Linked DNA regions of Homo sapiens: region 2 is linked to region 1. Evidence: read pairs that join two places in POLR2A ChIA-PET (ENCODE). Cell type or tissue: OCI-LY7. All regions are shown on one strand.

Region 1 (2,500 bases):
AACTGTCACGGAAGCAAGGAGTGTAGTAGTTTTGCTTAGTTTCCTTTGCTTGTTTTCACGTGTTTGTTTCCACATGCCAACCATTTTCCTGTTTTCTCTCGCTGGCATCTGTATTGTACACACAATTTTTTGGAGGTTAGTGTTACCATTCAGTCTTCAGGTAACAAGATATTCAGTGGACTGTGGTTGAATTTGTGGTGTAATTAACAGAGCCAACAGTGGCTACAGTAACCATTGGCACCTTGTCCTCACTGTCTCCTCATTTTGGAGACAGCGTGAGTGCATCTTCACTTGTGGGAAGGATACATGTATTGCATTTACTGGAATTTTTAGAAAAGGTTAAACGTGTGTAAAAGGGTGCATATGGAAAGCAACTGCCTGCTATCCATCTACTGCCTCTGACCCAAGCCCATCTTTCACTGCCCTACTTGGGGATTCTGGAACTTTTCCCTCTCTCCTGCTGGCACGGTGCTGTGCACTGTCAGTAGAGGGCGCTGGAGAGACAAACAAGGAGGGAGGGGGGTTTCTTTTCACTTGTTTATTGGCTGCTCACCTGCACAGCCTCCCAGGACGGCTTCCCCCGCCTTGCATAAGTAGCTTTGCAGCAAGTTCTGAGGCACAGCACCTGGCTGTGCATGGCTTACCTGGCATCTCAGGAGGCTGCGGGGTCTCACTGCAGGGATGGTGGGGGCATGCATGGGGGGCATGCATGGGGGGCTGAGGGGCTGCAAGGCAGCACAGGGTCAGAGGATGGGAGTTCTGGGGGCGACCAGGGACTGCTGGGTATAGCAGCAGTCAGTATGGGTATCGCCCATCGGTATGACTTCTCCCTGGCAAGCCCCTCCCACGGCTCAGCTATCATCCTCCATAGTGATCGCCTGACAAAACCAGAGTCTTGGTTAAACTCAGCCCTGTGATTACAGTCTGCACCTCAGCGCTGAACTTGGCTTCACGCCAAGTCACAGGTTGCTGATGAACCCACTTCAAAGAGGCGCTGGACATGGCTGGTTGAGCCTACCCCTGAGACACTAAAGTATTTTCCTCCTCTCTCCTCCCATCTCCAGCAACACCACTTTCATTTTCTCAGTTAAATGTTCAGTTATAAAATGCTAATAATATAACACATTCACATGCCTCATAATGAAAATTTACAAGCTATACGGCCAAATACCTCCTTCCTAACTTCTGTCCCCATCCAACCCTGTTCACCTCTCTCTCTCTCTCTCTCTCTCTCTCTCAGACACACACACACACACCACAAACTCTGCTCTGCACTGTGCTTTTTTCCACTTAACGTTATGTGTCCTGAATGTCAACATGAGAACAGAGAGAACTTCCTCATTCTTTTTCACCGCCACATAGTACTCCATTGTTTGGGTGCACTGCAGTGATTTCCCTGGTGTCTGCCGATGGGCATTTAGGGAGTTTCCAGTATGTTGCTACTGTAACTGAAGTGACTAGTCTGGCACTCAAGTTGCTTTGCATAGCTGGTAGAGCATGGATAAGGTACATTCCTGGAAGGAGAATGGCTGCCTCACAGGTTCCTGCATTTGTCAGCCTGACCCGGAAGCCCAAATCACCCTCCACAGGGGCTGTGCAAAATGATGCCCCCAAAGCAGTGAGCGAGAGAGAGGGCCTGGCGGCCGGCAGCCTCGCACACAAAGTGTTGTCACTCACCGGGGTATTGGTCACTCTAATGAACCACATGCCCATTCTGCAGACATCTCAAACTTTAAAAAAAAAAAAGATTAATAGAAGATTTATTTAGCAAAAATACATATAGCCATTATTGCAAGACTTAAATGAGATGTTAAATGTTCAACCCAATTTTCTTTCCTGGATAAGTTTTTCTTTCATATCCCTGTCAGTTTTGAAAACATAATACCAGAAGAAGGGGGGCCCAATTCCACAGAGAGCTCCCAAGAGTGAGTTTCTGGGAGTGAGTCTGAAGTTGAGATAAACCTTTGCTGATCTTGCTTACGTTCAATGCATCTGGGCAGCGTCTTTGATGAGCCCTGGCGGTTAGGCTGGTGGCACTGAAGCAGGCCTCCAGGGTCTCCTGTTTAAGCAGGATTTTAAGGCCAACCCTGCGGCTTGCGCCTGCTGGGTTTCTGGAGATGTGTCATATTCGGCTGGGTTGAGGGTCCAGGGCAGAGTGGCCAGGCATGAGAGAAAATACTTTGGGTCAACACCTGTGAAAAGAAGGAAAAAATAAAAATAAAAAAAACACCAGAAGAATACTTTGGGAACAACATCGTGGTGACACAGGGCACAACTGCGAGTGCGGAGGGACCTCTCCCCCTGAACTTGACCAAGCGCTTCCTCAGCCCTTTCTCCCCTCCCAGGCCCTCCCTGTCCCTGGAAGCAGCCTGGTTCCCTCCCGGTCTCTTAGAAGCCCCTGGGCTGCTCTTTCCCTCAGCCCACCGAGAGCTCGCTCCATCTCACTGCACGAGGGGGCCCTCGCTGCCGCCCTCATCTCTCCCCTGGGGACCCCAGCGCC
Region 2 (2,500 bases), 500 kb after region 1:
CAGCGGCTCCCAGCACTTTAGGAGGCTGAGGTGGGCGATCTGAAATTCCGGAGTTCAAGACCAGCCTGGGCAACACGGCAAAACGCAAACTCAAATAAAAAATACATATATATATGGCTGGGTGTGGCGGCTCACGCCTGTCATCCCAGCACTCTGGGAAGCTGAGGCAGGCGGATCACCTGAGGTTGGGAATTCAAGACCAGCCTGACTAACATGGTGAAACGCCATCTCTACTAAAAACACAAAATTAGCCGGGTGTGGTGGCAGATGCCTGTAATCCCAGCTGCTCATGAGGCTGAGGCAGAGAATCACTTGAACCCAGGAGGCGGAGGTTGCAGTGAGCCGAGGTCATGCCATTGCACTCCAGCCTGGGGACAGAGCGAGACTCCGTCTCATGAATGAATGAATGAATGAATGAATGAATGAATAGGCTGAGCTCAGTGTCACACCTGTAACCCCAGCACTTTGGGAGGCTGAGGTGGGCAGATCTTCTGAGGCTGGGAGTTCAAGACCAGCCCGGCCAACATGGTGAAACTGCATCTCCACAAAACTACAAAAATCAGCCAGGCATAATGGCAGGTGCCTGTAATCCCAGCTACTAGGGAGGCTGAGGCAGGAGAATCTCTTGAACCCAGGAGGAGGAAGATACAAAGAGCCAAGATCACGCCATTGCACTCCAGCCTGGACAACAGAGCGAGACTCCATCTCAATAAATAAATAAATAAATAAATAAATAAATAAATAAATAAATAAATAAATAAAAATTAAAAAATAAATTAATTAGCCAGACATGCTGATGCATACATGTATTCCCAGCTACTGGAGGGGGAGAGCTGGGGAAGGGAAGGGGAGGAGCTGGTAAAGGGGAGGAGAAGGCTGAGGTAGGAGGATCATTTGTGTCCAGGAGGTCCAGGCTGCAGTGAAACCTGATCATGTCACTGTAGTCCAGCCTGGGTGACAAAAAGAGATCTTGTCTCAAAAAAAAAAAAAAAAAAGAAAGAAAGAAAACAAAGAGTAGTTGGTTCTCCTAGAAGGAATTTATACAACTTCACAGTTTTAATTCCAAATTACGCTGTTTAGTTACCTTCACCGCACAAAAGAAAACCATCCAAATGCTTTTTAATGGGAAAATCTTAATACATTACAAGCTAGATCTGCCTAGCAACAAGTTATAAACTTATGTCATCCTACTTATGTTCCCATGGATACAGTCATGAACAGTACAGTGGTAGCTGTACAAATTAGGAAAAAAATCCCAAGAGAATTACATCCAAAACTTGGATAGAAAATACTACTAGGCTGGGCACAGTAGTTCACGCCTGCAATCCCAGCACTTTCAGAGGCTGAGGCAGGCGGAGCACCTGACATCAGGAGTTAGAGATCAGCCTGGCCAGCATGGCGAAACCCCGTCTCCACTAAAAATACAAACATTACCCGGATGTGGTGGTTCGCACCTGTAATCTCAGCTACTCACTGAGACAGCAGAATTGCTTGAACCAGGGAGGCAGAGGTTGCAGTAAGCCAAGATTGTGCCACTGCACTCCAGCCTGGACAACATAGCAAGACTCCGTCTCAAGAAAAAAAGAAAAGAAAAGAAAAAAAAACACTACTATAGGCCAGGCGAGGTGGCTCACACCTGTAATCCCAACCTTTGAGAAGACCAAGGCCAGTAGCTCACTTGAAGTCAGGAGTTCGAGACCAGCCTGGCCAACATGGCAAAACCCCATCTCTACTGAAAATACAAAAATGAGCTGGGCATGGTGGCAGGGGCCTGTAATTCCAGCTACTCGGGAGGCTGAGGTTGCAGTGAGCCGAGATCACACCACTGCACTCTAGCCTGGGTGACAAGAACGAAAATATGACTCAAAAAAAAAGAAAAGAAAGAAAAGAAGACAACGCTATAAAGGTAAGAATACGGTCTAGTATCTTTTCAATTAAAATCCTTCTCTCTCTTCCCTACAAATCCCAACTAACCTTCCATTAGAATCTCCCTCTTTAAATCTGCTCCCATCTGGTGTTTTTAAACACAATTGTTAATAGAACTTCAGCAAGAACTTCTGCACCTGAGTTGATAATGTCCTTGGACTATTTTATGTGTGCTATCCCCAAAATCTGTACACAGGTTTCTGTTCTTTATAATGTAGCAAATTTGTCACATTAGCTTGAAAACAGGGTGGAAACACATTTACATGGTAAATCTGCAATCTGGGGGAAGTTAAATTTTTTTTTGTTCGTTTTTGAAGCCAATATTGTTTTTCAGATACAGAAATTGGAACAAAAAGAAATGGATAATCAAACACTGGAGAAGAAAATTATTTTAAACTTAATTATTTACTTCCAGTACAGTGTTTGAACACTGTAAGACACAACGAAACTAGAAAAAAACAAAGCAATGCTCCCTCTTAGCAATTTAAGGGCACTCTCCCTTTGTTCAGATAACTTTTTCTTTAATTGTAAAATTACTGACATCACCGAAAAAACTAAATGTGTCTCAAAAAAA

What was found. ChIA-PET counts read pairs that join two places held together with the same protein. Peaks named below come from ENCODE experiments on the same cell type or tissue, not always from the same donor. Only the 100,000 strongest peaks of a DNase experiment are listed, where the experiment ranks them.
Region 2: POLR2A ChIA-PET joins it to region 1 with 9 read pairs; 1 of 35 experiments calls an interaction of 5 or more read pairs at or near these places.

The regions. Positions count from the first base shown.
Region 1 is chr14:103,139,365-103,141,864 of GRCh38, reverse strand. It overlaps the pseudogene NDUFB4P11. Among named protein-coding and RNA genes, the nearest start is that of TNFAIP2, 17 kb to the right of the region's middle. RefSeq lists enhancers at 1,419-1,468, 1,499-1,548. In OCI-LY7, CTCF peaks have their summits at 271 and 480 (motif pointing right); DNase peaks (open chromatin) are centred at 534 and 944; H3K4me3 peaks cover 1,590 bases; H3K27ac peaks cover 2,182 bases.
Region 2 is chr14:102,637,760-102,640,259 of GRCh38, reverse strand. All of the region lies in intron 2 of RCOR1 (REST corepressor 1), which reads right to left. Among named protein-coding and RNA genes, the nearest start is that of RCOR1, 46 kb to the right of the region's middle. In OCI-LY7, no CTCF peak of the experiment used is centred here; a DNase peak (open chromatin) is centred at 1,419.